Linked DNA regions of Homo sapiens: region 2 is linked to region 1. Evidence: chromatin loops called from intact Hi-C (ENCODE). Cell type or tissue: PC-3. All regions are shown on one strand. Links, peaks and the distances in the headings refer to the core of each region. The heading gives the core; the rest is flanking DNA.

Region 1 (5,388 bases), core at 305-5,304:
ATGGTTGGTAGGAATGTAAATTAGTACAACCATTATGTAAAACAGTGTGGAGGTTCCTCAAAGAATTAAAAATAGATCCACCATATGATCCAACAATCCCACTTCTGGGTATATAGCCAAGGGAATTGAAACCTGTATGTCAAAGAGATATCTGCACTCTCATGTTCACACAGTAGTATCACAGTAAGCAAGATATGGAATCAACCTAAGGTACATCAATAGTTGGATGGGTAAAGAAAATGTGGTATATATACACAGTGGAGTACTACTCCACCTTAAGTAAAGAAGGAAATCCTGTAATTTGCAACAACATAGATGAACCTGCAGGACGTTAGGTTAAGCGAGATCAGCCATGCCCAGAAAAACAAATACTGCAGGCTCTCACTTATATTTGGAATCTAAAGAAGTTGAATTCTGAGAAGCAGAGTAGAATGATAGTTACCAGGGCTGGAGTGGTGGAGGGGGAAGAGGGTTGAGGAGAAGTTGTTCCAAGGATACAAAATTTCAGTTTCAGATAGTAAGAATAAGTTCCAGAGATCTATTGTACAACATGGTGACTATGGTTAATAACAATGTATTATAGTCTTGAAAATTGCTAAGAGGGTAGGTATTAAGTGTTCTTACCCCCAAAAATGATAACTGTGTGAGGTACTGCATATGTTAATCAGCTCAATGTAGCCATTCCACAATATATATATATTTTAAAACATCATGTTGTACATGATAAATATGTACAACTTTTATTTTTCAATTAAAAAATGAATCAACTTTTAAAAGGCCTATTCTCTGGTGAGTAAGCACTTTCTGCTCTTAAAGTTCATACTAATAATCTGGCAGTTTTAAAAATGCATTATAAAATAAAGTATGAGATTCTATGCTGACATTTAAGAGAAAAATTTTGATAGAAGACAGTGTCAGCACATAATATGCACTCAGTAAATACTTACTGAATGAGTGATCACAAGACAGGCTAATGTTACAGTAAACCTCCCTGTAGATGATATTATATATTTGTGGCTTTTGGAGAAGTACACGATGCACATTTGTTTTCAACTCCTGCCTTATGTTCTGACTTCTTCCAGCCTTCATAGCATGCAACCTCCAACCCTGAGAAATGTTACAGGGTAGGAGGCTTGAATTGCACATTCTTTACCGGACCCCCACATTAACTGAGATATCTTGTCCTACTTCCATTTGGCTCACTCTTCAGAAAGACTCTTTGAAAACAATTCATTTCCTCAGCCGATCATAGCTCCACAAAGAAAGGTGTGAGCTGGTTACAGAGAGTAGAAAACCAGGGCCAAGGGGCTCTTCCCCCAGAATTTGAAGTGGTGATGCCCATCCTCAAATACAGTGTGGGGACACAGAAGCCACTGCAGGCCCAAGCTGTGGCAGCAAAGTGGTTTTCTTCCCCTGCCTTTTTCTATCTCCGTAGGATAATTCTTTTGTTTGGTTTGAAGGATGGTATTCTAAATGCTAAGTACTTTCTAAAGTTAAGGACCAAATGTCAGACATCAGCCACCTGGTTTATTTGCAATTTGGCGTTATCTGCACATCTGTGAATGGGTGTCTCTCAGTACATTCCTGCTAACCATCTCTAGTCACCTTTCTCAGATCTCCTTGTTGAAACCATCAATAAATATGTCCTTCAATGGCCTCAATAGTAATGTTAGACTCTTAAAGCAAAGGTAATTTTATTTTGTAGGAATGTGCAGAGAGGAACTGGAGGAAGGAATTATTGAGTCTCACTAACTTTCCAGTGGCTTTTGAGGCTGGACGTAGAAAAGGTGCTGGGTGTTCCCCATGACTCTTCAATGATTAGTGCTCACCATGCTGTCCATCAGCAGGGGCTGAGCTAAGAGACTTTGACTCTAACTGTCCTTAAATCCCCTGGAGGCAGGAATCATCTTGTTGACCTGGCACAGAATACGGGCTCAGTTGGTCTCTTGGGTGAATAGAAGAAGGAAAGATCATGTTGACATGATGAGACTTGACCCTGTCCACCCCTACGTGGACTCACTGCACCCCTTTCCTATGGGCCAGCCATTTTCCATTTGTGAGCAGCATTAGCTTGAACCACTTATTGGGGATTAATGATTCCTCTTACTTACGGGAACCTGAGCTAGAAAATATTTGGTTCTAATGGTGTTGGCAAAGATTCAATAGATTGTATTATGATATAGATTTTCCTGTGTTGTGTCTCTTTTTTTAAGTTACAAAAAAACTGTTTTAGGCTTAAATGTATTCACCAGCCATTTAGTACTCTTAGACACACTGCATATTTAATGTTCCACTTGACTGCCTACTGAAAGAAATAAATGCATAATAAAATGCTTTGGAAAATGCTTAATTTTTCAACTGTTGATTTAATGCATAACAGTTCAATAAGGTGGTGGATCGGCCTGGTCTACAACTATTGAAAAATAGAAAAATTACCCTCACTGGAATGTTGAATCTGTGAATATTAAGTCTGTCAATGTAATTTATGACTCTGCAGGTAATATACTGGTAATTTGCATACTAATTACTATGGTGGAAGCCAAACGACTTTCATTCACTAAATTATCCTGCCTAAGTGGAAGCCAGCAACTGCCTCTCTGCGCTGGGGAGAAGCTTGTTTAGGAGGGAGGAAATGGAGCTCTGGCCAGGAGGCCTCTCAGAGCTGAAGAGGCCCCCTGCTGGCAGGCTGCAAAGCCCACAGCTTTGCCCAGAGCCCAGTGTCGGCTTCTCAGATCCAAAGCCCAGTGGATTTTCCAAGTGATTCAAATTCAGAAAACAGAAGAGTGAGGTCAAAGGAGTTCGCTCTAGGCAAAAACAATACATGTTTGTGTGTCCAGTAACAGAAACGAATAGAAATTTGAAGGCAGAAAAATAATCCGTCCCAGCTTCCTAAAAGGAATCCTTTTAACGATAGGCATCTGTTCTTTAATTCTCTCAAAAAGAGGTTTGATTTTCTTTTTGTAAATAGGAGTGTGTTTGGAGGATTGTGGGAGAATCAAATGATGTTTTAAGTGTCCTGGGTGCAGTATGCATACGAAAAGATATTCAGCCTCCTCAATCATCAGGAAAGAAAGCAAAGCAAAACACGGAGGCATAATCTTCTAGCAAAAATTAAAAAGATTGAAAGCTTTTATTATTGTCAAGGGCATGGGGAATGAGCACAGTATAAATTGGCATATCTATGAGGTGGGTAGTGTAGTAGTAGTCATCAAAATAAAAATGCACATCTTCTTTGATGCACCAATCCCACTTCAAGAAGTGTATCCTATAGAAATACAAATGTATAGTATGACCCATTTGAAATTACTGCTATTCAACCATTTTTTGATATACACAAACAGCAATTTGAAATGATTCAACTTAACACAAGGGTGTTCATTGTAGGAATTTTGTAATGATGACAGTTTAGAAAAAGTCTAAGAGTTCAGCAGGAGGAGACTGATTAAATAAGTAGTGGTACCTACGAAGCTTTTCTTAGGTAGAGCTCACCTACACTGACATGGAAAGATGAGCATGGAAGATAAAATAAACAGACCGAGTTGTGTAACATTATACATAATCCTATTTTTGTTTTTTAAAAGTGTAGCATGTGTGTATATGTATTTTGATTTGTGTATAATATAAATGTAGAAAAAGATTGGACAGCTATATCCTAATGTTTAACCATTGCTCTTTTTTTTTAAGACAGAGTCTCGCTCTGTTGCCAGACTGGAGTGCAGTGGCACGATAGCAGCTCACTGCAACCTCCGCCTCCCGGGTTCAAGCGATTCTCCTGCCTCAGCCTCCCGAGTAGCTGGGATTATAGGGGCGTGCCACCACACCCAGGAATTTTTTTTGGTATTTTTAGTAGAGACGGGGTTTCACCCTGTTGGCCAGGATGGTCTTGATCTCTTGACCTCGTGATCCGCCCACCTCGGCTTCCCAAAGTGCTGGGATTACAGGTGTGAGCCACCGCGCCCAGCCAACCGTTGCTCTCTTTAAACAGTAGGACTTGGGATAGAGTCTAGGGAAAGACTTTTTAGCCTTTTGTGTTATTTGAATTCAACATAGCCATAGCTCTTTTTACAGGTATTAAAAAACCCATAAAACAAAAGATAATGAAAATAAAGCATAAAAGTGATAGGGATTTACTCAATTAAAAAGAATGGTGAACTAAGTTTATATGCAGTAATATAATATTTGCTGTGTTTGACATATAAAGACTTTAACATATGAAACTTTTTTAAAAAGAAGGATGGGCCTATACTTTACGTATGTAAGGATATTTTAAGAGAGGTGGTAAAAATTAGGACACAGATTATATTAAAATTCACTATACCTAATTCAAATGTAGCTCAGCGGCTCACAGAGTACGCAGTGTCAAGCCAGCTATTTACTACGATCGTGGTGAGCCTCAATTTTAGAAAATGGAACTCATGAAGGCTTGAAACGGCACATAAGGACATGAAAGTCACAAATGAACAACTAGACTGGTTCACTAACTGAAGACACTATTTTATCCTTTTTTTCTTCTTTGCTACCAGTGCCTTATTGAGGTAATTTTATACACATTAAAATTCATAAATCTTAAGTGTATACTTTGATGAAGCTGGACAAATGTATTCAAGGGTATGCTGGTAAAGTGGCCCTCTGCAGAAAGACCCAAACTTGATTTGTAGCATTTGTTGGTTTGCATGGTTTAAATACTCCCACCATAGCTGATTTTAAGCTAGCGATGGTTTAACAATCGGCTTACAAAAATTCTACCCTCAGGAGTGTAAGAGACAGACTCAGCATACTACTGATGGTGTTAAATCATGTAACTATATCCCAAATCAAGAAACAGAAGGTTTTCATCACTCCACAATATTCTGTCATGGTTTTTTCTGGTTAATTCACCCCTTATCCTGCCATAGACAAACACAATTCTGGCTTTTATCACTGTTAATTAGTTTTGAACTTCATATAAATGGTTCTACAGAGCAGATACTCTTTTGTTTGTGATTTCTTTTGCTCAGCTTAATATTTTTAAAATTCATCCATGTTGTTGCAGAAAACACCATTTTAAAGTCGTGTGTTTACCTGTAAATCAATTATCTATGTCCTTGTATTGATCCTTGGTCTATTACTGGAATAGAACCTGCACTGTAAAACAGTTTTCCTCCTTTCAAACTCCTCTTTCTTATTTACTTCTTCTAATTGCTCCATGTATTATGTTGGCCACCCTGCACATAGGCTGCACAAGAAAGCAGATTTTATGATTATTTATTTTGAAATTTCAAATGTCACATTTTATCAAAATGAGTAGAAAAAAATAATAGACTATCATGGGAAGCTGTTCCTCAGTTGATTTCTTTTTCTTGGTGTGCGTGCGTGCGTGTGTGTGTGTGTGTGTGTGTGTGTGTTGGT
Region 2 (5,388 bases), core at 195-5,194, 180 kb before region 1:
AAACCAAACTGTACTCTGACCACCTTGGGCACATGTCATCAGGACCTCCTGAGGCTGTGTCACGGGCATGTGTCCTCAGCCTTGGCAAAATAAACTTTCTAAGTTAACTGAGACCTGTCTCAGATTTTTGGGGTTCACAAAAATGTAAAAACTTAAATGAAATAATTTTTAAAAACCCAAATGAAAGCAAAGACATAGTATGACTATGAATAGTAAAGAAAATATTTCCCAAATTAATGTATAGATTTACCATATTCCTATTAAAAACCAAAGAATACTTTATAGAACTCAATAAAATGATTCCAAAACTGTTTTCCAAAATAAATGGGCAGAATTTTCATATAGTACTCTAAGAGAAGAAAAATTATAAGGAAGAACTATTCTTGTTAGATACTAGGATTTTAAAAGAAATGAGTGGAAATGATATGGAATGAGTTTAAAAAATGAAGAGGTAATTGAACAGATAGATAGCCTAGTTTACATAGATGTTAAAGATATGATGAAGTCAGCTTATGCAAGTAATGAAGTAATTAAGAAAAGAACCATGATTTAAGAACTAGTAAGAAAACCAACAGGGCATGGTAGCTCATACCTGTCATCCCAGCTGTTTGGGAGGCTGAGGCAGGAGGATTGCTTGAGCCTAGAGCTTAAGGGTTCAGTGAGCCACTGCACTCCAGCCTGGGTGACAGTGAGACGCTGACTCTAAAAACAACAACAACAACAACAACAACAAACAGCATGGGTTGGAAACTTAATCCTCAATGCAGTAATGTTGGGAGATAAGACCTAATGGGAGATGTTTATTTTCCACCCTCATGAATGGATTACTGCTGAATAAAAAGGAGTTGAGGCTTCAAGTTTGATCTCTTGCTTGCTAACATGCTCTCTTATCTTTCTGCCCTCTACCATGGGATAACACAGAAAGAAGGCCCTTGACAGATGCTGGCCTCTCAACCTTGGACTTCATATCTTCCAGAAATGTAAGAAATACACTTTTTTTTGGTTTTTTTTTTTTTGAGACAGGGTCACTCTGTCACCCAGGCTGAAGTGCAGTGGCACGATCATGGCTCACTGCAGCCTCAACTCCTGGGCTCAAGTGATCCTCCCACATCAGCCTCCCAAGGAGCTAGGACTACCTGGCTAATTTTTCTTTATGGTAGAGGTGGGGTCTCACTATGTTGCCCAGGCTGGTCTCAAATTCCTGGGCTCAAGTGATCCTCCCAACCTTCGCCTCCCAAAGTGCTGGGATTACAGCATGAGCCACTGTGTCCAGCCAAATTTCTTTTCTTTATAAATTACCCAGTTTGTGGTATTTTTCTATAGCAACAGAAAATGGACTAAGACAACCAGATATTAATATGCAAAAACTTTAACTTGGACCTTCACCTCACACTACTTTATTCATTCTGCAAGAGGCTGCACATCAGGACTTTACTTTTTTGGAAACCTGGCATTAAATCATTTAAAAGTTGCCAGATATTTTTTTTAATAAAGATGGAGTCATTGATTCATCTTTGGAGCAGGCTTTCTTTGTTTTGGGAGAATTACCAGAATAGGCCTTTTGAATTACACACATCTAGAGCAAGTACTCACTTGTTGCTTTTTGAGGAGATTGAAGTTTCTAGTAAGCTGACAAGTTTCGTTTAGAAGTATAAATTGGGTTTAGTGGCTTGTGTATATCCTTTCAAAATCAGAGGGGGAAAATATGTAGCCTTAGAATTGGATTTTGGCTGAATTGTCCTTGCAAAGTACTGTTTGTTTATTTATTTTGGAAGAGAGAGTCAGAGAGAGAGAGAGAGAGAGAGTTTTGTCTAAGTAATTGGTAACAGGAGATTGTCTCACTGGACCATGCCAAGAGTGTTGTGTAGATCTCAGCTCTTTATTATGGAGATAAAAATTGTGAAAGGGAATCAGGGGACTAGGATTGGTATAATACCACCTGGATTTGGAGCACTGGTGCCTTTCACATAGTGGTATTTAAGACAGAATAACTCAGACTTGTAAAATGTACTGCTGACCTTTATCATTGCCTGTCTGGCCATAGGAGCCAGACCGTACTCTGCATTAGTGGGTGCTCCCACTGTCAATTATTTAATTTAACTCATTTAATCTTCGCAACAGCCAAAAGAAGCAGGGCATGGATTTGAAGAGGAAAGATATCTCTCTGAATCTCTTCGTCTGTCTCTACATCTCTTTCTCCTCTCTGCACACACACACATACTCCCACCACAGCGGTTCTTAGGGCCAGTGTTTCAGTGTGTGGAGATGCCTGGCGATTTTCTGTTGGTGGGGTGAGCTGGCCATTGCCACATTGTGTTCCCAAAGTAACTCCTTCCAGTAGTTGTTGGAATCTATACTGCATTGAGAGTTTCACTCTGTCACCCAGGCTGGCGTGCAGTGGTGCGATTTCGGCTCACTGCAGTCTCCACCTCCCAGGTTCAAGCGATTCTTGTGCCTCAACCTTCCAAGTAGCTGGGACTACAGGTGTGCACTGACATGTCTAGCTGATTTTTGTATTTTTAGTAGAGACAGAGTTTTGCCATGTTGGCCAGGCTGGTCTTCAACTCCTGGCCTCATGTGATCCACCTGCCTTGGCCTCCCAAAATGCTGGGATTATAGGCATGAGCCACTGTGCCCAGCCTGCATTGTACTTCTTTCATACCCAAGTTTGCAGTACATTTTTGTTAATTGTTTTATTCATGTGTTACCTGTGCTTTAGATAATTAAGGGAGGGATCAGAGTCTATGCTTGGAGAATAACTCATAGGGCGAGTAGTATTCTAGAGAAGCTGGTTATCTGATGGCAGAAGTGACTTGCTGGACTCTAATAGCGGTGACAAATGTAGTACTGATTTAGTGGAACATTTAACAGATCCATGGGAAGGAAATCCTCCGGAAGAATAGTTTTTTTGTAGCCTATGGAATGCAAGTTCATAGTTTTTATAAGTTGGCTATTAAAGAAAAAGTGACCTTATTATGTAATCTCAAGTGGGTGTGGTCTGTGGACTGCTGGGGCCAATTCAGTTGTTCCTTCACTTACTCATTCATTCCACAAATATTTATTGGTAGTTCATTACATGCTGGGACTGGGCTAGGCATATAGATACAATGATGATTAACAGAGTCTCTGCCCTTTAGGAGAAAACTACAGGAAGTTAAATATTAACAAACCAAATTGTAACAAAATAAGAAGATAAGAGGAGAGCAATCAGAAATGAAAAAATAGAAGATGGACACACATAACTATACAAACATTTAAAATATCTATAATGTGAAAAACAATAAAAGGAGCTTAAAAAGAAAACAAGAGACTGAGAGAATTACTTGTACTAAATATGACAGATGAAGTAACGAAATTTTGAATATGTCAGTCTTTAGTCAAAACTAAAGCCTGGCCGGGCATGTTTACTTATGCCTGTAATCCCAGCACTTTGGGAGGCCAAGGCAGGAGGATCACTTGAGGCCAGGAGTTCGAGACCAGCCTGGCCAACATGGAAAGACCCTGTATTTACTAAAAATACAAAAAAAATTAGCCAGGTGTGGTGGTGAGTGCCTGTAGTCCCAGCTACTCAGGAGGCTGAGGCATGGATCGCTTGAACCCAGGAGGTGGAGGTTTCAGTGAGCTGAGATTGTGCCAATGCACTCCAGACTGGGCAGCAGAGCGAGACTCTGTCTCAAAACAAACAAATAAGAAAACAACAACAAAAAACAAAACAAAACAAAACAAAAACTAAAGCCTAACACCAAACCCCTAAAAACAAAAGGGCACTAACAGCATTCAAATAAGAGGAAATAGTCACTTAACTTACGAAACACCTTCAGTAGCAATTAAATAAATTCACTTTAAAAACAATAAGGTAATGAATTAGAAAATTCATAAAGTATAAAAATAAAAATTCATTCTGGGCAACAGAAACAAGTGGAAACTCGCAGTTACACACTTTCAACCATGGAGATTTCTAATTTATGATGGATTTATCAGGATGTAACCCCATAGTAAGTGTCAAGGAGCATCTCTAGGTACCACCTAGATGCTGAATCCTACATGCTGAATTAATGCCAGACACTTTTCTAAGTGCCTTTCATATGTTAACTGATTTAATCTTCATAGCAGCCATATGAACTGGGAATTTTATTATCTCCATTTTACACATGAGGAAACTGAGGGAAACAAAGATTAAACAAATTGCTTAAGATCACATGGTTGGTTAATGGCAGAGCTGGGATTTGAGGCTAGAGAGTATGGCTCCAGGGTGTGGCCTCACTATCATTGCAGCATGCTGCTTCAGTGGAGGAAAAGAGCTCTATATACAAAGATGATGCTTGTGGCATCATCATTTATGAGGTAAAAGGAAAAAATATGGGGGAAAACTACATGTTCCACAGTAGGAGAATGGTTAAATATATTATGGCATATTCATTCAATAGGTAATTGCTCAACAGAATTGTTCAGAACTTTTCTTTCCTTTTCCCAGGGTGCAATGAATGGTATGGGTCACAGACTTCATAAAAGTATTACTTGTCCTTTTGCAGTCCTATGTCCCCACATATTTGAGCAATTCATGAGAATAAGGAGGCCCTGTCCCAAATGGACACTTCATCATTTTCTCCCACAGCGGTCCGTGTCTCCATATATTATGTCATTAGATGTACTGAGAGTTGCTGGAGTATGAACTCTTTAGGAGTATAAATAACCACCTTCCCTGGATACTTAAGCCACACTTAATGAACTCATACATTTCTTTGACCTCACAGGTCCATCCTTGTTACCTTATCCAAGTAAAGCTGTTTCTTATCATAAATATATTAACACAATTATCAACCTTTTTTTATCATAAAGGGCTGTGAAGCGCTAAGATTTTTTGTGTTGTAAATGTTTTCAAAATATTAAAAATAATTTTTATTTATGCAGAAACAAATTGAAACAAGGAAAGAAAGGCATATTATGTATTTTAGCATAAAGTCTTTTCATACTTAAAAAAATTAGTTACAAAAGTGGTATATCACATTTATTAGTTGTATACCATGTGCCAGGAACTATGCTAAGCTCTTTACGTAATTTATTGCTTTTAATCCTCTCAATAGCCATATAAAGTAGATATTATTTATTATCATCATTTTACAGATGAGAACACAGAAGCTTAGAGAAGTTTAGTCGCTTGCCCTAGGTCACACAGCTCATAAGTGGAGGAGCCAGGAACTGTCTGAATCCAGAGATCAAGCTGTTAATCATACTGATACTATCTTTTTCTTCCTCTTCTTTTCCAAAAATAAACTTGGAGTTACTGTCTCTAATGCTTAGTTCTATGATGAAGTTCTATGTCTGTGGTCACAAATAACATTTTAACCAGTTACCTTGGAAATGAAGACGATTTAATAAATTACCACT

The links. Hi-C counts contacts between places; a loop is a spot of excess contacts. Peaks named below come from ENCODE experiments on the same cell type or tissue, not always from the same donor. Only the 100,000 strongest peaks of a DNase experiment are listed, where the experiment ranks them.
Region 2: it touches region 1 in a loop (2.9-fold over the local background); 1 of 110 quality-filtered maps calls a loop at or near these places.

Annotation. Positions count from the first base shown.
Region 1 is chr5:72,608,602-72,613,989 of GRCh38, reverse strand. All of the region lies in intron 7 of TNPO1-DT (TNPO1 divergent transcript), which reads left to right. Among named protein-coding and RNA genes, the nearest start is that of ZNF366, 100 kb to the right of the region's middle. In PC-3, for the core only: a CTCF peak has its summit at 2,680 (motif pointing left); no DNase peak of the experiment used is centred there; H3K27ac peaks cover 1,212 bases.
Region 2 is chr5:72,786,704-72,792,091 of GRCh38, reverse strand. The region is part of intron 2 of TNPO1-DT (TNPO1 divergent transcript); the gene reads left to right. Among named protein-coding and RNA genes, the nearest start is that of TNPO1-DT, 27 kb to the left of the region's middle. In PC-3, for the core only: no CTCF peak of the experiment used is centred there; a DNase peak (open chromatin) is centred at 3,051; H3K27ac peaks cover 1,695 bases.